2 separate regions of the Homo sapiens genome follow, and region 1 is linked to region 2. Evidence: chromatin loops called from intact Hi-C (ENCODE). Cell type or tissue: PC-9. All regions are shown on one strand. Each heading gives the region's core, and the rest is flanking DNA. Links, peaks and the distances in the headings are about the cores only. Region 1 overlaps TNFRSF8 (TNF receptor superfamily member 8). Region 2 holds the start of PRAMEF12 (PRAME family member 12).

The links. Peaks named below come from ENCODE experiments on the same cell type or tissue, not always from the same donor. Only the 100,000 strongest peaks of a DNase experiment are listed, where the experiment ranks them.
Region 1: a loop joins it to region 2, with 8 times the contacts of the local background. A loop is called at or near these places in 2 of 110 quality-filtered maps.

Annotation. Positions count from the first base shown.
Region 1 is chr1:12,110,389-12,125,683 of GRCh38, reverse strand. TNFRSF8 (TNF receptor superfamily member 8) reads right to left here. Exons shown (of 15, transcript NM_001243.5): 7 at 13,670-13,786; 8 at 9,955-10,107; 9 at 2,307-2,400; 10 at 1,857-1,969. Among named protein-coding and RNA genes, the nearest start is that of MIR7846, 49 kb to the left of the region's middle. In PC-9, for the core only: CTCF peaks have their summits at 6,676 and 6,885 (motif pointing left); no DNase peak of the experiment used is centred there.
Region 2 is chr1:12,768,723-12,784,017 of GRCh38, reverse strand. It overlaps PRAMEF12 (PRAME family member 12), which reads right to left and starts at 10,280. Exons shown (of 3, transcript NM_001080830.5): 1 at 8,864-10,280; 2 at 7,900-8,475; 3 at 6,112-7,007. The coding sequence starts at 9,150. The coding sequence ends at 6,419. In PC-9, for the core only: no CTCF peak of the experiment used is centred there; no DNase peak of the experiment used is centred there; H3K27me3 peaks cover 645 bases.

The sequences.
Region 1 (15,295 bases), core at 3,735-11,734, 660 kb after region 2:
GGTCCAATAGACCAAAATTTGGGGACTGTGGACGAGGGCCCGGTGTGACCGGCATCTGGCAGCACTGCTGGTGTGGCCGGAGTCAGGGTGGGGAGGGCCAAGCAGTGAGGGGAAGGAAGAGGTTGAACCCAGTCCCCTCCCGGCCAACCCTCTAGACCTGCTTGATGAGGGCAGGCATGGAGTCCCCACTGCACATAAACACACCCCACAAGCGTTCCCTGAATGAATGATCCCCAACCCTATGCCCTAGGCACCGTCACTACCTTCAGTTTAAAAATGAGGGGAGCTGAGGCTCACGAAAGTTCGTTAAGTTGCCCAAGGTCACCCTGAGAGTAAGTGGCAGAGCCCCAGCCCAGGCCAGGCCAGGCCGGGGGGACTGCAGGGCCACGCTCTTAACCCCTATCTAGATCTACTTCTTCACACCTCGGTACTAAACTCGCTTCGTTTTTCCCTTTTGTCACTTACAGAGATCATAGAGCTAGTGATTGCACTTTATTGAAGTCCATGTTTAGATGTTTAAAAAGTAGTATATGCCAGTTAAGTGCTTCTCAAACGTTAATGTGCACATGAGTGCCCTGGAGATCTTGTTAAAGTGCAGTTTCTGATTCTCTAGGTCTGGGATGGGGCCCATAATTTGCTTTCCTAACAAGTTCCCAGCCGGTGCCAATGCTGCCAGACGGGACCGCACTTTCAGAAACTCTGGCCGGAGCACTACTGCCACCTCGTGTCAGCCACTAGAACTGCAAGTCCTAAAATGAGTAACCTGGCATCTTTCCCTAAGAGCTAACTCTTGGGGGTTTTGTTTGTTTTGTTTTGTTTTGTTTTGTTTTGTTTTGTTTTGTTTTGTTTTGTTTGAGACTGATTCTCATTCTGCTGCTCAGGCTGGAGTGCAGCGGTGCAATCTCGGCTCACTGCAACCTTGCAACCTCCGCCTCCCGGGTTCAAGCGATTCTCCTGCCTCAGCCTCCTGAGTAGCTGGGATTACAGGCGCGCGCCACCACGCCTGGCTAATTTTTGTATTTTTAGTAGAGATGTGGTTTCATCGTGTTGGCCAGGCTGGTCTCAAACTCCTGACCTCGTGATCCACCCACCTTGGCCTCCCAAAGTGCTGGGATTACAGGCGTGAGCCACCGCGTCCAGCCTAAGAGCTAACTCTGACAGAGGCCGTCTACAATGCTACACTGCTTATAACCCTGCACGGTCTCTGCCATTACCATTGTATAGATGAGACAACTGAGGCTCAAAGGCTCGAACAACTAGTCAAAGTCATGAAATCAATCAACAAAGACCTATTTTCTGAGTAGCAATTATAAGCCACGAGGATGAAGCTGTGAAAAAAATTCCTGCCTACAAGAATTAAAGAATAGTCACTAGCAGCCAGGCGCAGTGGTTCACACCTATAATCCTAGCACTTTGGGAGGCTGAAGCAGGTGGATCACCTGAGGTCAGGAGTTTGAGACCAACCTGGACAACATGGCAAAACCCCGTCTCTACTAAAAATTAAAAAAAAATTTAGCCAGGCGTGGTGGCAAGCGCCTGTAAACCCAGCTACTCGGGAGGCTGAGACAGGAGAATCTCTTGAACCTGGGAGGTGGAGGTTGCAGTGAGCCAAGATGGGTGCCACTGCCCTCCAGCCTGAGCAACAGAGTGAGACTGTTTCAAAAAGAAAAGAATAGTCACTAGCAAGTGCCAGAGCCACAGCACCAACTCAAGAAGCCAGAAACCTGGGGTCAACCTTAATCCCCCTTCTCAGACCATACCCACAAAGGAGAAGCTCCCTCCTGGCTCCCCCAATCCACACTTCCCCAGGAGGAAGCCCCTGCTGGGAGTAGGGGTGAGTGGGCTGGGACCATTACCTGCATCCAGAACGGGCTTCCCCGTGGAGGAGAGAGCGACGGGAGCGCTGGTTGGGATGGGCAGCGTCTTACTGGCCTGGGAGTCCACCAGCAAGCTCTGAGTGGGGCTGGTGCTGCGGGGAGAAGCCCAAGGCAGGAGTGATGAAGATGGGAAGAGGGAAGTGGGTCTTCAGGAATAATTCCCTTTCTCTGGAGACTGCGCAACCAGAGCCTGGGCCCCTAGATCCTCTGCCCCGAGTCTCTGCCAGGCATTTTGAGGGCAGGGACTGGGTTTCAAGGCCTTCTGGCTTTCCAATGGTGTCAGCAAAGAGATGGGCACACATTTAACAAAAGAGCAGCCCAGGCCCCACCTCCACCCCCAGCCCAGCTGCCTCCCAGGCATCCCCTGGGCATGGCAGGGACAGCTCCCTCCTGCAGCAGCCAAACAGAGAGAAGGGGTGGGGGAGTCACCTGGCAGGCGCCTCGCCATTCTCTGGGGTGGGGTTGCAGTCCGGCTGGGTCCCCAGGGGTGGCGCCTCAAAGGTGGTGTCCTTCTCAGCCATATCTGCAGAGGGGACGTAACATCTGAGAACCAGCGCCAAGGAGGCTGGTGTCTCCAGGAAAGAGTTAACCAGCAGGGACTGGTGGCTTCCAGCGAGGCAACACCGTGGGAGCTAAGACAGTCAGATTTGTGTTTCAAAAGATCAAAGTGGAAAAGCTGGCCAGGCACATTGGCTCACACCTGTAATCACAGCATTTTGGGAGGCTGAGGCAGGAGGACCACTTGAGGTCAGGAGTTCGAGACCAGCCTGACCAACACGGTGAAACCCCATCTCTACTAAAAACACAAAAATTAGCCAGGTGTGATGGCACACACCTGTAATCCTAGCTACTCAGGAGGCTGAGGCAGGAGAATCGTTTGAACCCGGGAGGTGGAGGCTGCAGTGAGCTGAGATCATGCCACTGCACTCCAGCCTGGGCGACAGAGAAAGACTCAAAATAAATAAAACAAAGTGGAGAAGTTGCTACTTGTCTCTAACAGCTGTGGTCACCCAGGAAGGTGAAACAGTGACGCTAGACCTTTTGCTTTTAAGAGAAAACTGAAATCGCCTAATGTTTAAATACAGCCTCAATTTTTAAAGTTTTTTTCTTTTAAATCAACTTTATTAAGGAATTATTTATTTATTTATGTTTAATTTTTTGAGATTGAGTCTTCCTCTGCTGCCCAGACTGGAGTGCAGTGGCACGATCTCAGCTCATTGCAACTTCTGCCTCCCGGATTCAAGTGATTCTCCTGCCTCAGCCTCCTGAGTAGCTGGGATTACAGGTGCCTGCCAACATGCCCAGCTAATTTTTGTATTTTTAGTAGAAACAGGGTTTCACCATGTTGACCAGGCTGGTCTCGAACTCCTGACCTCAAGTGATCCGCCCACCTCAGCCTCCCAAAGTGCTGGGATCGTAGGCGTGAGCCACCATGCCCAGCCTAAGGCAACATTTATATACAAGAAAGTATCCCCTGGCAGGGTAGGGTGGCTCCCGCCTGTAATCCCAGCACTTTGGGAGGCTGAAGCAGGCAGATCACTTGAGCTCAGGAGTTCGAAACCAGCCTAAGCAACATAGCAAGACCCTGTCTCTATTTTTAATAAGTAAAAATAAAAAAAGAAAATGTCCCTAAGTGTGTACAGCCTGATGAGTTCTGACAAAGGTAACTAACTCCAATCAAAATACAGAACATTCTCATCCCTCCAGAAGGTTCCCTAGTGCCCCTCCTCACTCACTCTGCCCCCACCTCCAGATCCAGGCAACCACCGATCTGCTTTATGTCACTATAGAGGAGTGTATCTGTTCCAGAATTTCATGTCGACAGAATCATGCAGTATGTACTCTTTGGGGTCTGGCTTCTTCCACTCTGCATAATGTTTTTGATATTCATTCAGCTTCATTCCTTTCTGTTGCCAAATGGCGTTCTGTTGTACAGATGAACCACTGTTTACATACCCGTTCGCTAGTTGATGGACATTTGGGTTGTTTCCAGTTTGAACTATGACGAACAAGGCAGCTGTGAGTATTCTTGTGCGTGCCTCTGTGTGAACGTATAATTTCATTCCTCTTGAGTGCCTAGGAAGGGTGGCTGGATTGCTATGCTGGCCAGACGGAATGTCTCTGAAGGCCAGTTCATAGCTGGCCACCACTGGTCTGACCCAGCTACCTTGTTTTACAGATGGAGAGAGCCGCAGGGCTGGAGCTACAGCCAGGAAACAGAGATGGCGAGTTCCAGCCCAGAGCACTCTCCTCTGGATGGCACTGCCTCCTGCCTGGGGACTGGGCACCTTCTTCAAAGCTTCCTGCTTTTCTGGGGCAGGATAATTTGGCCCACATTAGAAGTGGGTTATGCTCAGTCACTACACCTCTCCACCCCCAGAGCCCTGGTGGAGGCACCCCTTTTTGATGTGGTACAAAGCAACCCCACACACATACCCACATCTCCCCTCTACAAAGTGTTCGTGACGCCTCTCAGATTTTTCCTCAAATAGACAAAAAAGTAAAGCCAGGATTAATTTATTTCTTGCATTGTAGGGTTCTGAGGAACCCCCCTCTTTGGGGAAGGTCACTGGACTCTTACCTGAATTAGCTGGAGCCTGGAGACTATGGGGAAGATGATGCGATGTGTTATGATGGTTCCTACATGCTCGTTAATCAGTATTTGAATCAGTGTTTGAAAGGTCATTGGGTTTCAGTGAACACTTACTTTGAGTGGACTGGAGCTCTGATGCTCAAACCCATTAACTGTGGCTATTCCCAGTCAGCATCATGAGGAGAGAGCCCCCTGCCTGCTCTCCAAGGCAGCCTGATGTAACTAGACAGGCCCATGGTCTCAGCTGCTGCTGAAACACCTGCTGAAATCCAGCGACAGATCTGCTGTCCCTCCTGTATGTGCAGAAGGGGGGAACCTAGTATCCCTTGGGTGCCTCTCATCCCCTCTCTGAATATACTATACCTAACTTGTAACTTTCCTTCTTCCTCCCTGAGTCAGTGATCCTCCCCTTTTCCTCCTCTTTGGATTTGAAGGTGAGGAGAAGGCATTGTCTAGCCCCTAGTTGGTCTGCCTGTGTTCTCTGGTAATGGCCTACTGGAAGAGAAGAAAAGAACCTGCCTACTCAGCCTCCATTTAAGAACTAAAAAAAATATTATTTACCAGATGGATATACTTCTCTTTAAATCCAAACACCCAGTCCTTGGGCCATTTAAAGAATTGTCTCAGCATCAAGGCCAAACAGATTCTCTTTTTGTACATCCAGCAATCGCTTAAAATCAGGTGAAATTTCATCTTCATATTTGGACTGTATATTTCTTGTCATCTTTTTCTTTTCCCGGGAGTTTTCAATTGCCTTTCTTTTTCTTGTTGATAAAAGGACAGTGTGCCCTCACCATATCCTCAGGCTTTTCAACTCTACTAATCATGAAATTTACTACAATTCTCTCTTCTATTCCTGGGAACACTTCCTCGGAGCCTTCCTTCCATTTTCCTGCTCTGATCTGGCTCAACTGGTCTATACCACATCATTCTGGGACTTCCCTTCCTTGCTCTGCTAGGATGGAGTGCTGGTCTCTAGATTCCATGGCTTCCTGTTGTTTTTCTTTTTTGCCCCCTCACTTAGCTGAATTACATCTTCAAATATCTTCCTAGGAGAGGATATAGGAAGAAAAGCCTTCTGGACCTTTTATGTCTGAAAATGTTTTTATGCTGCCTTCAAACTTGATTGTAATTTAGCTGAAGTGACTGTAATTTAGCTGGGTAAATTCTAGGTTCAGAACTAAGAAGGAGGTGGGTGGGTGGTGTCTTCCAGTGGAAGTACTCTGGGCTGACCCTTGGGATCCCTGCATTCTGGTTCTAGCTTCGGCCCTGTGCTTCTCTCTGGGTGTAAAACGAAGGGGTTGTATCAGACCAGAGGTATCCAGCTTTGACTAGTCCTCAAAAACATTCTGACTATGTGACCAGCACAATGACCTAGCCACTCCTCCTAGGTATTTACCCATGAAAAATGAAAATATACATCCACCCAAAGACTTGTACAAGAATCGGCCAGTCATGGTGGCTCATGCCAGTAATCTCAGCACTGTGGGAGGCTGAGGTGGGAGGATCGCCCGAGCCCAGGAGTTCAATGCTGCAGTGAGCCAAGATCATGCCACTGCACTCCAGCCTGGAACACAGAGTGAGACCCTGTCTCTAAAAATAATAAAAATAATAATAAAAGATATAAGATAAATTCATACATGTTAAAAAAAAAAAAAGAATATTCACAGCTGTTTTCATTCATAATAGCCCTAAACTGGAAACAACCCAAATGCCATCAACCGGCAGGTAGATAAAATCATGGTGGTGCATCTATTACATGTAGCGTGGGTAATTTCCATTAATCCTGCTTTGCTCTTGGTAGGTCCTTTTGACCTGAAGTCTATGCTTCTGGTCAGGTGCACAGAGAAATTGAGGCTGCCACTGTGGGGGAGACGCCTGGAGCACTTTGGGGTGCCAAAGACCTGTGGCTGGTGGGGGATGCACAGAGGGAATCAGGGAGTCAGGACACTTTTGCAGACATGAGGCCTGGCACGTGCCAATGTCTGCATTGGGAGAGCCACATCAAGGTGGTCACCAGGCCAGGCAGCAGGAGCAAGAAGAAACAAATGGCCGGGCGCAGTGGCTCACGCCGGTAATCCCAGCACTTTTGCGAGGCCGAGGCAGGCGGATCACCAGGTCAGGAGTTCGAGACCAGCCTGACCATCATGGTGAAACCCTGTCTCTACTAAAAATACAAAAATTAGCCAGGCGTGGTGGCGCGTGCCTGTAATCCCAGCTACTCAGGAGGCTGAGGCAGGAAAACTGCTTGAACCCGGGAGGTGGAGGTTGTGGTGGGCCAAGATCGCGTCACTGCACTCCAGCCTGGGCGACAGAGTGAGACTCTGTCTCAAAAAAAGAAAAGAAACAAACAAACAAACAAAAAAACAAATGCAACCAGAAGCCTCCTTCCTCCTGCGATGGCCCTCTAGCGCCCTCTGCTGGCAAGGCTTAACTGCATGCTCCCTACAGAGGAGAAAGGCGGAGCCATCGTTGATGGCAGGGCAGGGATGGAAAGGTGAATGGAGAACCTAGAGATGATGGGCTGATCACAAGCACACTTTCTAAAAAGCCTTTTCTTGCCCTCTGATCCCATATTGTTCCTTTTCATAGCATTCTGTGCCCACCTTATGGATGTAACGACTTCGTGAATTTTTCTGCAGACACGAATTTAATGTTGCTAAGTACTCTTCTATTCCTGGATTTATCAAAGCTTCATGTGTGGTAAGAATTTCTGGTTTCGTATCTTTTTATTCTCCTTTGTAGGGCTGGTTTTTCTTACAAATCTTTGCTCATTCATATTTATTTTAAAAGGGTTATGCTTGGCCGGGTGCGGTGGCTCACGCCTGTAATCCCAGCACTTTGGGAGGCTGAGGCAGGCAGATCACCTGGGGTCAGGAGTTCGAGACCAGCCTGACCAATGTGGTGAAACCCCGTCTCTACTAAAAATACAAAAATTAGCCGGGTGTGGTGGTGCACGCCTGTAATCCCAGCTACTTGGGAGGCTGAGGCACAAGAATAGCTCAAACCCAGGAGGCAGAGGTTGCCGTGAGCCGAGACCATACCACTGCACTCCAGCCTGGGCAACAGAGCGAGACTTTGTCTCAAAAAGAAAAGGGTGGGGGGGGAGGGTTATGCTGCATCCACCAATAGATAAATGTGGCATCTATACACAATGGAATACTACTCAGCCATCATAAGGAAAGAAATCAAGTCTTTCGCAGCAACATGGATGGAACTGAAGGCCATATTCTTAAGTGCAGACATTCAGACACAGAAAGACAAATACTGCCTGTTCTCACTTCTAAGTGGGAGTGAAATACTGTGTCCACACGGAGCTGGAGAGTGGAATAAAAGGCAACAGAGACTTAGAAGGGTGAGGGGGTGGGAGGTATAGGTAGGTGGACCATGAGAAATTATTTAAGGGGTACAATGTATGCTATTTGGGTGAGGGATACCCTAAACGTCCTGAGTTCACCACCCAATCTAAGCATGTAATAAAATTACACTTGTACCCCATACATTTATGCAAACAAAATAAAATCCTAAGGACTCTACTGAATATTCCAGTCACTGAGCGGGGACAGTTTCTTCTGCTGTGTTAGTATGTCCTGTTCACAATGGGTCTCTTCCCTGAGTAGGAAGTTGGCCAGGGAACCCTGGGCCCATGGGCGGAGAGTGTGAGCTGGCAGCCTCCATTTCAGGGTGATGGGGTGTGGCTAGCCTGTTGACAGGTGCACTTCCAAATACCCAAGTAAAGAGGGCTTTACAAACAGAGTGACAGCACCCCACTAGTGGCCCGAACTTTCCCCGGATATTCCTTCAATGTTCTGACTCAAGAAGACAATTGTTGGCCAGGCACGGTGGCTCACACCTGTAATCCCAGCACTTTGGGAGGTGGAGGCGGGCAGATCACTTGAGGTCAGGAGTTCCAGACCAGCCTGGCCAACATGGCAAAACCCCGTCTCTACTAAAAATATGAAAATTAGCTGGGTGTGGTGGCGGGCACCTGTAATCCCAGCTACTCGGGAGGCTGAGGCAGGAGAATTGCCTGAACCCGGGAGACGGAGGTTGCAGTGAGCTGAGATTACACCACTGCACATCGGCCTGGGCAAGACAGCGAGACTCCATCTCTAAAAAAAGAGGAAAAAAAAAGACAATACTGGGGATTAAAAACTCAGGCATCATCTGTGCAAACTGGTCAGTGGCCATGCCATGCCATTGTAATACATTTTGAAGTTGTGTTTGAAGATTTAGTAGTCCCAGGCCACTACACCTCACACCTCTCAACTTCCCTCCCGCTCTTCATCTGCCTGCCTCTTCCAAGCCCAGAGCCTCTCTGGGGGTCCTAGAAGCAAGTCACCCCTCACTTCTCTGGCAGCCCTCACAGAGTCACATTGGGTGACCTTCCCTCCACTTGGTTTTTTTTCTTTTTTAGGCAGAGTTTCGCCCTGTTGCCCAGGCTGGAGTTCAGTGGTGCAATCTCGGCTCACTGCAACCTATGCCTCCCGGGTTCAAGCGATTCTCCTGCCTCAACCTCCTGAGTAGCTGGGACTACGGTGCCCACCACCACACCCAGCTAATTTGTGTATTTTTAGTAGAGACGGGGTTTTGCCATGTTGGTCAGGCTGGTCTTGAACTCCTGACCTCAAGTGATCCACCTGCCTCAGCCTCCCAAAGTGCTGGGATCACAGGCGTGAGCCACCACGCCTGGCCATTCCCCTTGGTTTTGTCACCACTCTTCCATCTGTTTTAAACCACCTGGAGATTTGTTAAAATCTCTCAAAGCCCTTAAAAAACAAAAAACAACAACAACAAAAAACTGTCAGGGTTTTAGTTTCCTGCACACTGGTAAAGCCAACCGTCCTGTTAGAAATCTCTTCAGAAACTTGATATTCATCTCTCTAAGTCAATAAAACAGCCTTGCAAACAGGTCAAGATTTTACCAGCCCGGGGCTGGGCATGGTGGCTCAGGCCTGTAATCCCAGCACTTTGAGAGGCCAAGGTGGGTGGATCACCTGAGGTCGGGAGTTCGAGACCAGCCTGACCAACATGGAGAAACCGCATCTCTTCTAAAAATACAACATTAGCCGGCTGTGGTGGCGAATGCTTGTAACCCCAGCTACTCAGAAGGCTGAGGCAGGAGAATTGCTTGAACCCAGGAGGTGCAGGTTGCGGTGAGCCGAGATTGAGCCATTGTACTCCAGCCTGGGCAACATGAGCGAAACTCCATCTCAAAAATATAAAGATTTTACCAGCCCAATAATTTCAGGAAGAATTTTTTTTTAATCAACAGAATCTCTTGCCAAAATGCTAAAACTGGATTTTATCATTCCATTCACTGAGTCTGACTACTCAAAGGATAACCAGAACCCAAACCTGACCTAATGAACAGCCGAGGGTGTAGGTCATTTGCCTCCACCCCTGGCTGTTGGTGGGGAGAGGCACAACAGTGGGGGCACAGACTCCACCCTGTGGTCGAGGCCTGGGGTGGGAACTGCTTACCCTGGGGCTTGGTGACCGTCTCTGCTGCACAGATTGGGTAGGGGACACAGCGGGCACAGGAGTTGGTGGCTGATGTGGCACAGATCATGCCAGGTCGACATTCGCAGGTGCGGGAGGAGTTCCATGCACATGGCGTCTTCTCCACAAGGTCATCTAAGGGACACAGATGAGGATCACGGAGAAAGATCAGTATGGCAAGGGCAGGGGGTCCAGAGAGCCCCCAGGAAGACAGAGAAGCAGTTGTCCAAGGGTCATCCAACAAGAAAATAAATGCTCGTCTGACTATGCCGTTGAGCAGCTCTCCCAGCATGCTCAAAATAATTCTGCAGGGTGAAAGAAGGCAGGCAAAAAGCGAGGGTATTCTGTATGTCGCATTTACATGCAAGCTATTGCATGGTGACCATAAGCAGGGGATGGGAAATGGTGACAAGCAACCCGAGGTAACTTTTAGAGGGGGATGGCTGGTTGCTCAGCTGCATGCATTTGTTAAAACTTATCAGATTGCATCCTTTAATCTATGCACTTTACCATATGCCCACTATCTCTCCCTAAAGCTGTTAAAAGAAAGTCCTCCAGGGGACGGGGTGAGCGGGCATGGGTGCAGAGGAGCCAAGACTGGCCATGACTCCATAACCGTTTAAAGCTGGGTGATAGTACGCAGCCATCTCTGACTCACTCTACATCTGAATATGTTTGAAATTTTTAATAATAAAAAGATTTTTTGGCCAGACACGGTGGCTCACGACTGTAATCCCGGCACTTTGGGAGGCCGAGGCAGGCAGATCACAAGGTCAGGAGTTCAAGTCCAGCCTGACCAACATGGTGAAACCCCGTCTCTACTAAAAATACAAAAATTAGCCATGCCTGGTGGCACGTGCCTGTAATCCCAGCTACTCAGGAGGCTGAGGCAGGAGAATCACTTGAACCTGGGAGGCAGAGGTTGCAGTGAGCCAAGATAGTGCCACTGCACTCCAGCCTGGGCGACAGAACAAGACTCTGTCTATTTAAAAAAAAAAAAAAAAAAAAAAAAAAAAAGATTTTTTTTCCTCCAAAAGCAAAAAAAAACCATGTTAGAGGTATTATTTTTAATAAGTGTAATAATGCATTTGTACGTATTCGGGAATATTTTGCAACGCTCCACTTAGAGGTAAATACAGAACGACTGCATCAGTAGATTAGGCAAATGGGACCTCTCCGCGAGGGTAGATCTCAATCAGCAGGATACTTAGAGACCCAGCATGATAATGATAAGGGCTGGACAGTCTCTTCTTACAACATCCAGAGCAAGGGAACTGGGCAGGATTTGGGGAATTTGTGCAAAGGGTGTGTGTGAGCTCAGCAATGAATGAAACCATTTGGGACAATGGCAGCTATTATCATTATTATTATAGCTCTTAAGATAACTGAGTATGTGTGAGACAGTAGTCTCAGCACTCTACCCAGATTAACCTACAATCATGTATTCAATTCTCACATGGTTCTCTGAGATAGATAATACTATGCCCATTTTGCAGCAGAGGAAACTGAGGCACAGAGAGGTTAGGAAACCTGCTTGAGGTTATAGGCTATCAAGTGGGAGAGGCGGGATCTGAACCCGGCACTCGGGTTCTAGAGCTCATGCCTTTAGCTACTAATACACCACTCCACTGCCTCGTGGGGTTTCAGTTAGGAGAGCTGAAGGAATTACTGGGCCCAGAGCCAACACCTCTTTCTCCATATGTCCACATGGTGGTTGTGGCAGACTGTATTTCCCCAAAACATGGCTGCAGTGATGTTCTGGCCCTTCCAGAGCCTTTGCCACCTACCTGTCAAGAAGTACAACTGTTTTCCTTCCCTTGGTCTCAAGTGACATTTGTGGTTGCCTCAACAAACAGAAAGTGGTAGAAGTTCTGTGTGACTTCCAAGGCCAGGTCATAAAAGGAGGGGTGGCTGCTGCCTCTGTCTGTCTCTCTCTCTCTCTTTCTGTCTCTCTCTCTCTCTTTCTCTGTCTTTCTCTCTGTCACACTCTATCTCTGTCTCTCTCTGTCTCTCAGTCTCTCTTTCTGTCTTTCTGTCTCTCTCTCTCTCGCTCACTCCGTCTCTTTCTCTTTCTGTCTCTCTCTCTCCCTCTTTCTGTCTCTCTCTCACTCTCTCTCTCCCTCTCATTCTGTCTCTTTCTCTCTGTCTCTCTCTTTCTCTCTCTCACTCTTTCTCTCCCTCTTTCTGTCTCTCTCTCACTCTCTCTTTCTGTCTGTCTCTCTCTCTCAAGACTTTTATGGCCGGGGGCAATGGCTCATGCTTGTAATTCCAACACTTTGGGAGGCCAAGGCCGGCGGATCACTTGAGGCCAGGAGTTTGGGACCAGCCTGGCCAACATGGTGAAACCCCGTCTCTACTAAAAATACAAAAAAAGAAAAAAAGAGAAAAAGACTTCGCCTTTAGAACCTAACCACCAGACCATGAGGAAGCCCCAGGTAAGACACGAAGAGGCCGACATGGAAGGGAACCAAGGCTGCAGCCAGGAGCCAACATCAACCCCAAGGCAGGTGAATGAATGAAGCTTCAGAAGTTCCTGATCTGCAGCTTTTGGGCTTTCCAGCTAAGACCTCAGACATTGTGGAGCAGAGACAAGCTGTCCCCGCAGTGCCCTGTCTGAATTCTGACTCACAGAATCTGTGAGTACAAAGAATGATTTGTTTTCACAATTAAGTTTTAAGAAAATTTGCTATGCAGCCTTAGTAACTAGGACAGAGACCTCCAATGACAACAAACAGTGTCTGTGGTTCTTTTTGGCCTCCCCTGACCCTTCACTCTGCTTTGCTGCCCAAAAGCAGCTCTGGACAAGGAGACAGACACACATTCCCAGTGGCCTCCGTGAATAGCCAGGGCCTCTAACAGTCACAGCAGCCTGTGGCCTGAGCAACACCCCCTGCCCACATGCCCCTCGGGGTGCTGCTGGCGCTGGGAGGTTGTGATGGGCTGGGCACAGGGAAGCCCCACACCTGCATCGTGCTGTGTCTGTGCACTCAGTAAGTGCTTGTCAAAACAGCTCGCAGGCCGGGCATGGTGGCTCATGCCTATAATCCCAGCAATTTAGGAAGCCAAGGTGGGAGGACCATTTGAGTCCAGGAGTTCGAGAGCAGCCTGGGCAACATAGTGAGACCCCCATCTGTATGAAAAAAAATTTTTTTTAATTAGCCAGGCATGGTAGTGTGCACCTATAGTCCCAGCCACTTGAAAGGCTGAGGCAAAAGGATCATGTGATCCTGGGAGGTCACAGCTGCAGGGAGCTATGATCCCACCACCGTACTGCAGCTTGGGTGAAGGAGTGAGACCCTGTCTGGGAAAAAAAAAAAAAGAATAAGTGGCTCATAGGGGCAGCGAGTGGAGTGGACGAGAACCTGGAACCTGGTGGCACCTGTCTGGGTTCAAACTCCAGCCCACAGCCCTTGGAAGTTCCCTGACTTCCCAAAGCCTCCGTTTCCTCCTCTGTAAAAGGGGAATGATCACAATGCTTGAATCACAGAGTAGTTACAAACATTGATGAGCCGAGTTTGGAACAGGTGGGTGATTCACAAACGCTTCCTGGAAGGAAATAATATGCCAATGGAAGCCCTCTGAAAAGAGGCGACCCCCATCAAAAACCCACAAACATAAGGGGGAGTAGTTACTGGAAGTTCACGGTTCAAAAATGCAGAGAGGTAAACTGAGGCCCGGGGAGGGACGAGGCCCTTACCTCGAGAACAGCTCACGCAGGCCGTGCAGCGGCCGGCCTCGTCCAGGTAGTAGTCGGGCTCACACTGCTTTCTGCAATCACCAGACCCCTCTGGGCATGGCTGTGTTGGGGACAGACCTGGGGAAAGAAGCAGAGAAGCTGCAGGCCAGGCCGCCTTGGCAAAGGCCTCACTCCCCACCCAACCCTGAAGCCCCCCATCCCTCACCGTGGCCAGCTCCCAAACTCCGCATGTCAGCTCAGTCCAGCCTTTCAGAGGGAGTCCTGAGGCTCAGAGAGGACAGGAATGCTGCGTGCATTCCACACGAGAGGAGGGTACTCATTGCCCCCCAACCAGCCCCTGCCCACTGTTCCTCCTGAGGCCACCATGCCACAGCTTCCCCCAACCCTGTCTCATGGCTCTGTCACTCCCCTGCTCAAAACTTTGGGAACAGCTTCCCTGAGAGCTCAGCACACTAGCGTAACTCCTGTTCAGAATGGTATTGGGCAGGGAGGGGCTGGGTGCCTCCTGCCTCCCTCTTTTAAAGACTGGTGTGGGCCGGGCGCGGTGGCTCACGTCTGTAATCCCAGCACTTTGGGAGGCTGAGGCGGGTGGATTACTTGAGGCCAGGAGTTTGTGACCAGCCTGGCCAACATGGTGAAACCCCGTCTCTACTAAAAAAAAGAAAAGTAGCCAAATGTGGTGGCAGGCGCCTGTAATCCCAGCTACTCGGGAGGCTGAGGCAGGAGAATTGCTTGAACCCAGGAGGCGGAGGTTGCAGTGAGCCGAGATCACGCCACTGCACTCCAGTCTGGGCGACAGAGCAAGACTCACCTCAAAAAAACAAACCACAAACAAACAAACAAAAGACATCATAGAGAGAATAAGCAAAGCCATGGAGCGGGAGAAGGTACAACTATAGGAAAAGAGCTCCAACCCAAAATTGTTAGAAGTCCCACAAATCCATTTTTTTTACAAAACCAACCCAAGAGAAAGGAAAGCACATACACGCAAAGATGTATTTTTCTTTCTTCATTATAGTCAAAAGGCAGAAACAACCCAAATATTCAAAAACTGGATAAACAGAGCTCGGCATATCTACGCCATGGAGGGCTATTCAGTAATAAAATGGGACTAGGTTGGGCGCGGTGGCTCACGCCTGTAATCCTCCCAGCACTTTGGGAGGCCGAGGTGGGCGGATCACCTGAGGTCGGGAGTTCGAGACCAGCCTGACCAACATGGTGAAATCCCATCTCTACTAAAAATACAAAGTTAGCCAGGCGTGGTGGTGGGCACCTGTAATCCCAGCTACTCAGGAGGCTGAGGCAGGAGAATCGCTTGAACCCAGGAGGTGGAGGTGGCAGTGAGCCGAGATTGCGCCACTGCACTCCAGCCTGGGCAACATGAGCGAAACTCCGTCTCAAAAAAAAGAAAAAGAAAAATGACTGAGGGTCGACCCTTCGCCATGGAGACCAGGAGGGCATCAGATGGACACGTGCAGAGGCTGGCCAGCTGAGTCGCAAGTGTCACAACAGCAGAGTGGGACCCATTTCCCTCTGACAAACCAACGTAGAGGGAAATAGAGGGAGAGATGGGGCACGGGTGTCCGGCACAAGGCAGGCCCTCTGCACTGCTGGCAAATGAATGAG
Region 2 (15,295 bases), core at 4,177-12,176:
CCGTGCCACATAGCACGGCACCTCACCAGCAACCCAGTGGTGTTTAATCCTACATCACCACCTAGTGGACAAGGTAGTACACTGCATGAAATCATTGATAAAGCCAGAAAACAGGGAGATCTTGAGGCATGGCAGTTCCTTGTAATTTTACAACCAATACCAGCTGGGAAAGGGGGGCAAGCTGGAGCGTCTGTCCAAACTGAGGCTAGATATGAATCTTTCACCATGAAAATGTTAAAAGATATGAAGGAAGGAGTTAAACAATATGGACCCAACTCCCCTTATATGAGAACTTTATTAGATTCCATTGCTCATGGAAATAGACTTATTCCCTATGATTGGGAAACGTTGGCTAAATCTTCCCTTTCACCCTCTCAGTTCCTACAATTTAAAACCTGGTGGATTGATGGAGTACAAGAACAGGCATGAAAAAATCAGGCTATTTATCCCGCTGTTAATATAGATGCAGATCAATTGCTAGGAACAGGTCCAAATTGGAGCACAATTGGCCAACAATCAGTAATGCAGAATGAGGGTATTGAACATCTAAAGGCTCTTTGCCTCAGGGACTGGGAAAAAATTCAGGACCCAGGCACCTGGGTGCCCCACGCACCGCTTGCCCAGGCATCGCTTGCCCAGGCACTGCTTGCCCTTCTTCTAATTCAATTAGACAAGGCTGTAAAGAGCCATATCCAGACTTCGTGGCAAGGTTGCAAGATGCCTCTGAAAAATCTGTTTCAGATGATAATGCCCAAAAAGTTATTGTAGAAATAATGGCTTTTCAAAAGTCAAATCCAGAATTTCAACCAGCCATAAAGCCATTAAAAGGAAAAGGTCCAGCAGGAGTTGATGTAATTACAGAATATGTGAAAGCTTGTGATGGGATTGGAGGAGCTATGCGTAAGGCAATGCTAATGGCTCAAGCAATGACCGGAGTCACTTTAGGAGGATAGTTAGAGCATTTGGGGGGAAATGTTATAATTGTGGTCAAATCGGTCATCTAAAAAAGAACTGCCCAGTCTTAAATAAACAGAGTAAAAATAAAGAGCCACCTGGCCTGTGTCCAAGACATGGAAAAGGAAAACATTGGGCTAATCAATGTCGTTCTAAATATGATAAAAATGGGCAACTATTGTCAGAAAAAGGGGTGAGGGGCCAGCCTCAGTCCCAACAACAAACTGGGGCATTCCCGATTCAGCCGTTTGTTCTTCAGGGTTTTCAGGGACAGCAACCCCCACAGCAAATACCACCACTTCAGGGAATCAGCCAATTACAACAATACAACAGCTGTCCCCCGCCACAGCAGGCAGCACAGCAGTAGATTTATGTTCCACTCAAAAGGTTTCTTTACTCCCTGGAGAGACCCCGCAAAAGATTCCTACAGGGGTATATGGCCCACTGCCAGGAGGGACAGTAGGCCTCATTTTAGGGAGATGAAGTCTAAATTTGAAGGGAGTCCAAATTCATACTGGGGTAATTGATTCAGATTATAAAGGGGAAATTCAGTTAGTGATCAGCTCCACTGTTCCCTGGAGTGCCAATCCAGGTAATAGAATTGCTCAATTATTGCTTTTGCCTTATATTAAAATTGGGAAAACAAAACGGAAAGGACAAGAGGGTTTGGAAGTACCAACTCTGCCAGAAAAGCCACTCAATGGGCTCGTCATGTCTCAGAGAATAGACCTGTGTGTACAGTCACTATTCAGGGAAAGCAGTTTATAGGATTATTGGATACCGATGCTGATGTTTCCCTTATCGCCTTAAATCAATGGCCAAAAAATTGGCCTAAACAAAAGCCTGTTACAGGACTTGTCGGTGTGGGCAGCGCCTCAAAAGTGTATCAAAGCACCATGATTTTACATTGTCTAGGACCTGATAATCAAGAAAGTACAGTTCAACCTATGATTACTTTTATTCCAAATAATTTTTTGGGCCGAGACTTGTTACAACAATGACATGCAGAGATTACTATCCCAGCCTCCTTATACAGCCCCACGAGTCAAAAAATCATGACTAAAATGGGATGTCTCCCTGGCAAAGGACTAGGGAAAAATGGAGATGGCATTAAAATCCCAATTGAGGCTGAGGGAAATCAAGAAAGAAAAAGAATAGGATATCCTTTTTAGGAGTGGCCACTGTAGAGCCTCCAAAACCCATTCCATTAACTTGGAAAACAGAAAAACCTGTATGGGTAAATCAGTGGCTGCTACCAAAACAAAAGCTGGAGGCTTTACACTTACGGGCAAAAGAACAATTAGCAAAGGGACATATTGAGCCTTCATTTTCGCCTTGAATTCTCCTGTGTTTGTAACTCAGAAAAAATCCGGCAGATGGCACATGTTGACCGTCTTAAGAGCCGTCAATGCTGTAATTCAACCTATGGGGGCTCTCCAACCTGGGTTGCCCTCTCTGGCCATGATCCCCAAAGATTGGCCTTTAATTATAATTGATCTGAAGGATTGCTTTTTTACCATTCCTCTAGCAAAACAGGATTTTGAAAAATTTGCTTTTACTATACCAGCCATAAATAATAAAGAACCAGCCACCAGGTTTCAGTGGAAAGTGTTGCCCAGGGAATGCTTAATAGTCCAACTATTTGTCAGATTTTTGTAGCTGAAGCTCTTCAACCAGTTAGAGACAAGTTTTCAGACTACGTCTTTCATTATGTTGATGATCTTTTGTGTGCTGCAGAAACGAGAGACACATTAATTGACTGTTACACATTTCTGCAGACAGAGGTTGCAAACGCAGGACTGACAATAGCATCTGATAAGATTCAAACCTCTACTCCTGTCCATTACTTGGGAATGCAGGTAGAGGAAAGAAAATTTAAACAACAAAAAATAGAAATAAGAAAAGACACATTAAAAACATTAAACGACTTTCATAAATTGCTAGGAGATATTAATTGGATTTGGCCAACTCTAGGCATCCTTACTTATGCCATGTCAAATTTGTTCTCTATCTTGAGTGGGGATCCAGAATTGAATAGTAAAAGAACATTAACTCCAGAGGCAACTAAAGAAATTGAATTAATTGAAGAAAAAATTCGGTCAGCACAAGTAAATAGAATAGATCACTTCGCCCCACTCCAACTTTTGATTTTTGCTACTGCACATTCTCAACAGGCATTATTGTTCAAAATACAGATCTTGTGGAGTGATCTTTCCTTCCTCACAGTACGATTAAGACTTTTACATTGTACTTGGATCAAATGGCTACATTAATTGGTCAGGCAAGATTACAAATAATAAAATTGTGTGGAAGTGACCCAGATAAAATCATTGTTCCTTTAAACAAGGAAGAGTTTAGACAAGGCTTTATCAATTCTGCTGCATGGCAGATTGGTCTTGCTGATTTTGTGAGAATTACTGATAAGCATTACCCAAAAACAAAAATCTTCCAGTTTTTAAAATTGACTACTTGAATTTTACCTAAAATTACCAGACATAAACCTTTAGAAAATGCTCTGATGGTGTTTACTGATGGTTCCAGCAATGGAAAAGTGGTTCACACCAGGCCGAAAGAACGAGTCATTGAAAATCAGATTCTGCATATGTAGCACAGCTACAAAGGATGTTGAGACAGCCCTAATCAAATATAGTATGGATGATCAGTTAAACAAGCCCTTTAATTTGTTACAACAAATTGTAAGAAAAAGAAATTTCCCATTTTATATTACTCATATCTGAGCACGTACTAATTTACCAAGGCCTTTAACTAAAGCAAATGAACAAGCTGACTTGCTAGCATCATCTGCATTCATAGAAGCACAAGAACTTCATGCTTTGACTCATGTAAATGCAACAGGACTAAAAAATAAATTTGATATCACATGGAAAGAGGCAAAAAATATTGTATAACATTGCACCCAGTGTCAAGTCCTACACCTGCCCACTCAGGCGCACTGGGACAAAGTTTTTCTGTGAGTTCATTATAAGAATGATGCCAGCAGAGAGAAATTTGGGAACCAACAGCTACAATGTCTCACATGTAAGAGGGCACCTCCTCATTGTTACGGGACTAGGGAAACCGTGGATTGTCTTTATTATTTCAGATGAGATGGAAGCTTTCCCTGCACTTGGATTATGTCCTAAGTAAGGACCTTTTCTCTAGAGAATGGAAAAGTTTTCATGGAGGTCTTAGGGCCCTTGTAAGCTTACTGCTCTAAAAGATAAATGGAATCTATTAGAGTGTCCCTTGGTAAGAGAACATAACTGCACACCTACTGCATATTGAATGAGAGTGGAATTTCTAGGGAATGGTAAGGTTAACAGGTCCTGGTGTTATCCCTGCGAGAACTATGATGGGACTCCAGTGAACCCCTGTGGCGTTACAACCCAGGCGTGTTGCTGAATTTTTCAAGTAAAGGCCAACAAGTATTGGCTCTCCTCATCAACAGGAATCCTAAGGAAGGCAGAGGAGAAATCTCTCACTGGGTACCATTTAGAGTCTGTAGTCACCTTACATAACAAGATATTTCATGTGAAGCCACAGTATATCTCACTATTACAATTTTCTTTATTGCATGTAAGTCTTGCACAAATCATTAACCTTGTCAGTTAGGTTTTATATCTGGCAGGATGGAAGGGTTACATGGATTGGGACAAGGAATTGTAAGTCCTTGTTCTATTAAATCTTCTCCAATTGGGGAAAGTCTTTGGATTACCTCTGACTTTAAGGGGTATTGGGGCAACATGGCCAATTATTTAGAATAGCCAACAAATGAATAGTGACACTCCATAAACATTTACATAATAGCAGATTTTTGGAAGTACCACTTAATATACTCCTGCTTTCATCACTAAATTACACCAGACGGTCTAACTAAATTACAGCAGATGGCACATGAGTCCCGTGGTTTGGAAATTTTTATCTCATGATCACTAGAGATGAATTCAGTCCTGCACTGCCCACCCCGTTCTTTGCTGGTTGTTGAGGTCCTGCTGTTTACAGGAATCATGATTAAGCGGTGGCGGCGTGTAGAAGCTGAGTCCCATTGCATGCCCTGGGTCCCTACTGCCTCCCTGTTATGAGGAATAGGAGGTGAGATTGAAGGATGAAGAATGCTGAGACTTTTATTAGGAGGAAAAAAGAAAGACAGGATGCATGTATTAAGCTTTTACTGTATGAAAGGCCCCATTCCAAGTCATAACCATGTACCATCTCACTGTGTCCTAAGAGGGTCCCACAGGCTGGTGGGCATAATCCTTCTCATTCTACAGGAAAATTGAGGCTCTTTCCTCAGCTTCCTGCCCAACAGCACCAGCCCCTGTGTCCTCAGCAGGGTCCCACACTCGGGAGCCTTTTGTGTAGGGTCCCTCAGCACAGCGAAGGTCACTCATCACCCACAGGCACTTGATCATTATCCACCCTCTGATGACGTGTGATACCCAAACACACTGCACTAGTCTTCCTTGAGAGGGAGAGAAGGCAAGTGTTATGGGAAAATCTCATCAATATGACCTAGCTCCCCAAAAGGATAAAATGTTTGTTAAATGTGGGCTAGAAATGTTTAAAATGTACTATATGCCTGCATAATTTAAGCATTTTCCCAAAAAGGGAATTTGGATGTCTTTATTGGCCACAACTATTTTAATATTGCAAGGGTCACTACCCTCCATGAGAACAAGCATGGGTTGGTGATGCCCTGAGGCTCCTGCTCATACAGTGTGGAGCTCCCCTTCCAGGGCAGAGGCCACACCTTGTGCAGTGAAATCCTTTCCCAGCACAGGTAATGGTCAGCAACTGAGCGTTCTGAATCCACCCATCAGGAGTAAACAGGGTCTAAGCATCTGGACAAAAGTGAGGGCCCTGCGAAGAAGGGGCTGAACTTCAGTGACTGACCCTCACTGCCCACCTAGAATGGTCCAGGCCCCGTAAGTGCATCTCACGTGTATTAACCCACTAAATAGACACATGCCCAGAGAGAAATTAAAAAAAAAGGAATTGAGCAAAACGATCACATTCCACTTTGATGCCTTTATTTCCTTGGGCTGAACCTCATTAATTTTAGAGAACTTAGTGCCTTTTGTCCCCCATGAGTAACTTGAGATTCCTTAGGTTAAAATTGTTAAGCCAGGTGAAGCAATCATGGAGGACACCAGACAGTTTCCACTCAGCTTCCCTTTATTTCTGACTGTTTCTTTACAACCATCCGTGCAGGGGTAACTGTCTCATGTGTCTCTCCTACCTGATTCTCATTCTAGCAATTCAGATTCCCATTTCTGATTCTCTGGGACACAGGTCTCTAAAGCTCCTATTGACTCCAACTCAACTTTTCCCCCAGTCCCTCCCTTCCTGCATCCCCTTTCCTTTCCGGTTCACATTGAGCAGGCATATGAAACGATGGGTCTGTGCTCCCTTTGACATACACTCATGGCCTAGGATTCAGTTGCCAAATGACCAGAAGAAAGCTTTAAATAAATCCACCCTGACAGCAGGCATTCAACAGACAGTGACTGGGCTCCAGGTCATAGGAGGCCCTGATGCCACAGCGAGGGCAGGGGACAGTGCTGAACACAATTATCTTGGGCTGCCTTAAGTCCCTCAGTGTCTTCATCAGCTCAGCCCCAAGTTGAGAAAATCTTCCCCAGCAGAGAGCACCCTGGGCATCATAACTCTCCAGAGGGGCAGGATACAGCTCCAGGCTTAGCTTGCTCAGCCCGACGGTGTGGCGCAGCAGGTTCTCCAGGGCGGCCATGGAGATGAGGTTCCCACAGAAGCTGAAGGTGCTGAGCTGGGAGCAGCGGCTCAGGGCAGGCAGGATGGCGCTGAGTTGGGAATCCACGATCCCACAGTCCTCTAAGTCCAGGGTCTGCAGGGTGGCCTCAGCTTGCTCCAGCAGAACTGAGAGGGGCTCAGGACTGAAATGGGTCAGTGTGATGCCCCTCAGGTCTAGCTCTTTTAGCTGACGGATGCTCGGGCACCAAGAGAGATGCTTCAGGTCCGACTCTGACAGCAGGCATTCGGTCATTACGACTGTCTCCAAGGGGGCCTGGAGACACCTGGGAGAGAACAAGAAGGAGTTAGAGGAGAGTGGTGGGGAAGACCTCAAGGTGAGAGATGACACTTTTCACAACCCAAGGCTGTTCTGCTTATCTGAGGATAATCAGCACCTGGGGTGTGGGAATGGAGACTCTGCTCATTCAGGGCAGACCCAATCGAGGCTCAGTCCTTCACCATCACTCGGGTGACTGGGTCAAGTCCATGAACTCTAATGCTCCCTTTCCTCATGTGTCAGGTAGAAAACCACATCTCTGGGCCACAGGAGCCCGATGGAGACACAGGCATAAATGACAAACCCAGGCAAGATCCTGCAACCTCAGCTGGGGTGGCCAGGCTGCAGGAGACCCTGACATGCCCGTATCATCAGCAAACCATCTATCACTTTCACCATTCTTCACTCCTGCTCCCTCACCCTCTATTCCATCATGTTTTGGAGCTCAAAACATTTTACTGACAGAGGGAGACACAGGATTTTACCTGTTCACTAGGCAGGTGAGGACAGACCTTATATTTTAAAATGGAGGGGTGTGATGGACATTCTCTTCTTTAGTGCCCTCTTCAACTCCCCATTTCCCATCGTCTTAACTTAGACACACATCCTCGGGAGGAATTCACGAATGCACCCTCACTAGATCTAAACCCTGCAGTACCTTCCTAGCATGGCAGCCTCTCTATAGCATCTAGCCCAGGAGATCCCGCTGGCTTATTGGGATGGATGTGTGACACCTATTTCAGGACAGAGCTGCCAACAGGACAATGCATGGACATTCTAGTGTCCCCTTCGCTGTTACCTCCTCACAAGCTGGCTCACAGTAGATACCCCCTGGTGTTTACAGTAATAAAGAAAGTCTTTGCTGCGGTCTGCAGAGAAAGCTCACCATACTTCCTCACCTGAGCAGCTGGTCCAGGTGGCCTTCGAGGAAAGAGACAGAGTGCATGTAAAGCTTCTGGAAGTAGTCCAGCTTGAGGAACTGAGAGGTGAACTGGATGACAAACTGCTCCTTCCTGTCTAGGGGAATGCAGGCAGAGACATGGATGTTGAAGAGAACAAGTTTGCGGAGATTCCTCATCTGGCCCAGGTAAGGGGCGAACCTTATAAGAATGGACAGCTCCCACGGGCAGCACACTTCCACCTCCTGGATACAGTCTAGCTCCACCGTGTTCAGGACCTCTATGATCCTGTGGATGGCTATTCCAAAAATCTGCAGCTCCTTGCAACACACGTGCAGTAAGCCTTTTCTCTGCTTGCCCCACTCTAAGAAGTGGGTGAGGCATTCATCCAGCGTCCCATTCTTGAAGCAAAGGTCTAGGATCACCATCAAGGGCTGCTGCCCACCCGGCCTTGGACAGTTCCCTGCTGTTCGTCTCTTACTCAGGGCCTCTGGGGAGAGTGCAGAAGCTCCAGACCATATGCCCCAGAAGTTCTCATCCACATTCCGCAAGTCCAACACTTGAAGTTTCCACCGCCTGTGGGTAAAAGAGAAGAGAGGCTCCAAATTTAGGAAGGATTTGAGCTTTTATCCACATCCCGGACATCAGCGACTCTCCTCCCTGCTGCTTCTCCCACTCTCTGTCTTTTCTCCATCCCTCTTTCTCCTTGAAACCTGCCTGGTCCCCACTGCTAGTGTCTTCAATTGCCACTGGCAGGAGGCAGGTTCCTGATCCTTCAGTGGACCCTGCATGGTGAGCAGTCCTTTCCCAGAGGAGCTGGACAATGGCCAAGGCCTCTCTGAGCTTCCTCCCCAGCCCCATCAGAAGTCTCTGGGCCACCCTTGGGCCTCCCACTCCTTCTGACCCAGCTAACCCTACCCTGGATGCCTGAGCCCTCCCCACCTGGTTAGCTGGGTCACCTCACCTGGGGCGAACCTTCTGGGCAAGCAGTGCATCAAGCCCCTCCAGCACAGCTCGAAAGATCTCTAGATTACATGACTTCATCAGGGACCCTAGAGGAAGGCAGGTGAAGGGCCAGGCCTGCACCATAGTTGTCAGGGTCTCGCAGCATCTCCTGGTAAAGGCCTCCATGAACAGTGGGGGAAAGAGCTCCCTGGGCAGCTCCTCCAGGGTGGGGATGGCCAAGGCCCGGTCTCTCAGCAGACTCTGCTCAGCCAGCTCCAGGAGTCTAGGTGGGGCCTGGAGGCTCATCCTGATGAATCTAGAGAAAAAAACATCATTCTTACGGCAAATCACATCACTTCATCATCTCCTAGTGCCAATGTCATTGCTCTGGTAGAGGTGGAAAGGTAATTAGTTCACCCCAATTCCACTCTGCACTTTCTGGACACAAATCTGTAATTCTGCCCTTGCTGGTACCATAAAGAATGTCTTCCAAACAATGAGGAGAGGGCAAGGTAACCACTGGCCCATTCATTTTCAACCATTGCTGCACTAAATCTCAGTAACACTGGGAAGCGTTGCTGAGGATCCTGAAAGCTAAGCTCCACCTTTTTGAGAAAATATTTCTTGTCACTTACCACCCTAAAACAATGGGAACGAGAATGTCCTGTGGCCCCACACAGCCTACATTCTCAGTTCCCACAATTGACATGCTTGCAGAAGACTAAAGGGACTCCTTGGAATCAGCGCCATTATTTTTTATTTTGAAAAATTGTAACAAGAAATTGTAAAAACAGCATGACAGTGTTCTAGAGCCTGTGAAAGTTAGGGATAAAAACACTAACTCTCAGATGAAGGTTCCAATGTTGATCTCTTACACAGACTCACAATGACCCACTTTGGGATGGAATCTAGGGGAAAAAAATGGGTCCCATGTTCAGAACAAAGACTCCACTCTTGAGAATGGCCTATGGAATATCTTTAAGGTATTAGTAAAAACTAAGGCCTAACATGTAAAATCACGATGCCACCAAGTCTATGAACTATAATTTAAGGGCACAAAAACCAATTATTTCAAATGTCACGAAATAAAAATTCAACCAGTTGTAACTTTTTAATATCTCTTGTTAAAAAAAAAACTGCTTCAATAAGAATTTTGAAATGACAAAAACCAAGCACAAATCCAATTTTGGGGGATGAAGACAAAACTACATTTAGAGGAAAAATCAAAGCCTAAATTTGTTCTTCTGAAAACAGACAAGAAAATTCTCTCTGCCACCTTGGGCTGCATGTCACCATCCCTGACTGGCTGGCTGGCTGCAGATCAGATGGGCATGACCCTAAGGAGGTGGTGACTTACCAGATCTGGACTCAGTTTGCAGGGTGCTGCAACCTCTCAGAGAACCGAGCAGTAGCTCCAGGTGTCAGCGCCTTGGATTCTCTCCTGTGCACCTTCGGGAGCTTTTATGGACCTTTCTAACCACACCCTCCCCATCTCAACAACCAACTTCCAATCAGAAAATGATGTCTGATTAGATTCTGAAGTTCCACCCAGTTAATCCTGATTGAGTTTGCGACTTTCTTCTGATTAATTGATTGGATCAGATATACGTTTATGAAAGTGAAAGATATAAATAATAGGGTGAAAGTCCACAACTCATTCATTCCTTTATTCCACAAACACTGATGGAGTTTGACTGACATGAGAGCTTCATAGTGATGCAGGAAAGGGTTGAATCTGTTTCTGGCATTTGACAGAAAAAACAAAACCTGAAGGTATCTTTGCTGGGGGATCTTTGGCCACATAAACATTATCAAAATGTCTCAGAGCTAAAACAGCTCTAAGAAGACAGTAATTTCATCCCTAAGAAAGCAGAATAAATATCTCTGCGTATCCAGTGGTCAGCTGGGATTTACGCTTTCTAACATGGTAGATCATATGCCCATTCAGGTGGCAGAGGGGAACCACTGAGGGTGTGATTGATCTCAAGACGAAGGTTCAGGCTTCTCCGGAGGAAATTAAACCAAAATTACAAAGTGAGGTGGGGGCTGGGCAGGATGGGACCGGGTGTTCTAATGGGACCCTGGGAAGGAACCAAGACAGCATAAAACATGGTGGGTATTTTGTGGGAGAGGAGACGGAAGGATTGAAAGACTCCATTTAGATTGAATTCAAAAACTGAAAAGGAAATAATTACAAAAGAGACACTGTAGACTCAAAACACAATATTGCCTTTGAGGGCATGGGACGAGATACAGTCTTGGTCACCTCTAGAAGGTAAAGCGTGTTTACTCACAAAAATGATGGGCACCCCTCAGAAAACCAGCTTCGGGAGATTGAATCTGAGAATGTGAGCTGGGACAGAGGCCAGACAGAAGCACAGTGGCCAGGCCTAAGAAGGGAGACTCCCCCAAGCTGGAAGCCACAGAGGGTGGAAGCTGTGGGCTCTGCAGGACATGGGGGAGAAATGCACAAGGGTCCGTGTCTCCCTGTCATGGCGCTATGGTCTGGAAATCTTTCCTTTAGACTCAGGGATCTTCCCACAGTGGAACATTTCCCAGCAACCCTCAGGTCCAGGCATTTCCCAGGGCCCTTCATCCTCATCAATCCCATCGGCCCCTTTCCAGGTATATTTTGATCATTAATGTTTTCTCATCCTTAAAGTCCTCTCTTGTCCCTAATATTGAACATAGAGATTCTGATCAGAACAACAACATTAGGCATATGAAGAAAACTCAGGCCAGGCACGGTGGTCACTGGAGTCCAGGAGTTTGAGACCTGCCTGGGTAACATGGTGAAACACTGTCTCTGTAAAAAAAAAAAAATCTACCTAGACATGGTCATGTGCACCTGTATTCCCAGTGACCCCATAAGCAGAGATGGGAGGATTCCCTGAGCCCAGGAGGTCAGTACTGCAGTGAGCCATGATCGTGCTGCTGCACTCCAGCCTTGAGACCTTGTCTCAACAGAGGGAAACCCAACAGAGTGAGACCTTGTCCCAAAAAAAAAAAAAAGAGAAACAAAGAAAATAAGAGAACTCAGTTTTTCTCTCTTTAAGCACAGTGCACACATCCTAGTACATTTCCCCACAAAACCCAGAGCTCCGTATCACGCTGCAAGCTTTGTAAGCTTAGGGGTGGCTCCCATCCTGGGCAGAATCACACCGTGATTCTTCTGATGTTTTGGGATACAAAGTAGCAAGAGCCTCCCCCACCCCAGAGAATCCTCCAGGCCTTTCTCTCCCATTTTTTATGACACCCAAACAGCTCTGAGATGCCACTGGCCCACCAAAGCTGGAGTTCTTCGAAGGATGTTCTCCATCTCGGAATCTTTCTGGAAATGTTTTCTCTCCACATTTCTGACCTCACTATCAATGCCTTATGTGTGCAATCAAGTTAAACTGAAATGTACTCAGTGAGGCTTCTACTTCCCAGCCCCTTGCTTTGTGAACCTGAGGCTGAGGGTGAGCTCAGCACCAAGGATGGTCGTGAGCATCTCTGTTGACTGAGCATCCACGAGACACAGCAGGGGCTGAGTACTTTTCACCCAGCTCTCCCTCACAGAGACCTCACCTCTCCCTCCCAGTGAACCTAAGGTATGTTGCTCTTTCCCGCATTTTTAACCTGGTGACCCTGAGACTCGGCCAGGGAGAGGAATCTGCCCATGTTCAGGCCGCAAATGATTGGCAGATCCCTCAGGTGAGGGCTCAGAGGATCCCCCAAGGGGTTCAATAACCTAAATGTTACAAAGAACTGATTGACAGCCTTTTCCTTCCTACCCAATTCAGGGAGTCTTGCACCACCCCCAGGACCCTGGTGAGAATCCTGCACTTGGGGGCTTTTCTACCATATCCTGTCGCCTGTTCTTCTCAAGGTGCTTGTCTGCTGCCCAGGTCAGAGCAGCCTTCGCAGTTCATCTCAAGGAACCACCTGACCCCTTCTCCACTCATGGAATCCCCACTGGGATCTCAAAGTTTCCCCCAGGCCCTTGCTCAGGGTCTCTAGAATATTTCTGAGCTTCTGTTTTCCTCTCCAGGTGCAGCCTTTTCAGCTCTAAGGCTGGGCCAGAGGCGCCTGGAAAGGGTCAGGGCAGCCCACACTCTGCATCTCAGGAATATCAGCCCATCTCTCCTGGAGCTTGGAACATGGCCATGATGCTTGAAGACCCTTTCCCTGTCATCAGCAGTAATGAAGGAATTCTCCCCAAGTTCTACTGAGGTATTCTGGTGAACATAGCAAGGCACAAAGCAGGGAGCTCCTCAGCTGCTGCTGTGGACCTAAAGAGGCACCTGGGACTGTTGCAGGGTGACTGACCTTGCCTGGCTTGCAGAGGAAGACCTGACTCCTCTGGTTCTCCTAGGGATTCCAGGCTGATGGGAATCCCTGGGAGAGGTTCCCGGGCAGGGGCCTTCCCTTTCCAAGCTCCCCTGGCCCAGCCTGAAAGCTGACAAGCTGCACCTGGGATGCGATAAGTCTGTTTTCTGTCTGAGTCAGATCACTTCTTGCCCTACCAGGGGCTGCTCCTTTTTTCCTCTAATAAGGATCTGAGGAGAGGGTCACCCTCAGAGCAGAGAGTTGATGCTAGGGAGGTGCTCGTAGCACCCTGGGAGTAGGGGACGTTCTTGGGACTTGTTGCAGGCTGGACAGAGCCAGAGGAACTAAGGGAAAGAGCAAAGCCAAGTCAGGGAGTGAGTGGCCAGAGGAGCTTCTGAGGCTGGAATAAGGGAGAAGGAGGGAAGTGGCAGCAGGGCAGGGGCCAGGTTCTCTGGCTCTCACAGAGCCATGTCCCTGAACGGCTGCAGACTTGTGTCTGAGACCCTGGGGGGACTGGGGCCTGGATATGACACTGTGAGTTCCCAAGGCCGTTTGTGTGCCCTGGTCTGCATGAGGTTCCAGGGGCTGCCCCACCGTGCCCCAGGAGCACAGAGTCAGGCCAGTGAGGAGTCCTGGGGAGGGAGAGTAGGTGGTGAGTGTCCATCCTGAATGCAAAGACAAGGGACAGGTCAGAGGGAAGCAGGCTTGGCGTGTGGCCAGGGGAAGGGATGCTCTCTGAAAATTGTGCATTTCTGTCTCCTCACTCATCACAGCCTCGTGGAACAGGGAGGATTAGGCTTTTCAGGAGGGAATGAGGCAGAACGGTGTCGGGCCCAGAGTCCCTGTCATCCAAGAGACCCCAAATCTCCTCCTGCAAGCCAGAAGAATGTCTTGGGGCATGGAAGTCAAACCAGGGCCCATCAGCCTGCCCAGCACCTCCCTGTGGAAGGAGAAGGTGCACATTGATTCTTGGTCAGAAAAATCCTGCCACGTCCAGTGCTGAGGAGCATCACGAGGCCCTGGAGGGGAGACTCTGGGTCAAGTTTTCAAGGAATATTCTGGCACATTGGACCCCCCAACACGCAGTGCCTTCCTCTCCCTCCTTTCCCCTTGATTCATTCAAAAACCTTTACTGAGTGCCTGGGATGTGCCATCTACTATTCTCGGTGCTACTGACAAAGACAAACAAAAAGCAAAGAATCTGGAAAATGAACCCAACACAGTACACGTGGCTCAGCACTGCAGCCCAGGTCAGAAAAAAATGACTGTGCAAGATGAAATGTGCAGAGTGATCTTAATAATCCATGGGGAAAATGACAGATGTCCTATGTCCTTTAATCACTTTTTGTTGAAGATGAAGAACTCTCACTGCTGAATATAAACAGACAGGTAAGTGGAAAACATTAGTAAAACTAATGTTTATTAAGTGCAATGCGATTCAAAACACTGAGAATCCAAGGGCTTTATTTCTTTGAAACAACTTGCCAGGGCAGTTTGAACAGTGATCATCTTCCTCCTGGGCACAGCACTGCAGAGGCAGCTGGTGTCTTCTCCCCCTTGGAGAATTCTCCTAATTTCTTTAAGTTGGGGTGGGCCAGGGAGTCTGGAGGAGTTTGTTCAGCTTGGGTTGGGGGTGCAGGAGGAGTTGGTGGAGTGCCTGTGGCCACACCCCTGGCCTCTGGGATCAGGAGGAGACAGTGGGGCCAGGACCCAACCCCTGGTCTGTGCTTCAGGTGATCCCTCTCTCTCCTTTGGATGTGGGGTTTGGGAGCAGGTTAGGGGTCCTCGCCCATCCCCACTGGCTCTTCTAGGGAAGATACATCTGTGGGACCTGCAGGTGGCCCTGTGCAGGAAGGGATCCCAGAACCCACACAGGCCCATTTAGAGCAAGGTTTCCTCCTGCAGACAGCAGGAACCCTGAGCCTCTTCACAGCTCCCAGAGCCTGGGGTTGGGGACCCACTTGGAGGCAAATGCATGGAGCTTTGGCAAAGGCAGGGCTGCAGGAAGGAAAGGATGCAGGGGTCCCTGGAAGCTCCAGGGCCAGAGGAACTTGACAGTAGGGGAGGCATCACTGGGAGAAAGGTCCAGGGCTCCTTCCATGCCCTGAGGTCCCAGCAGGTTTTCCTCTCTCCCAACTCC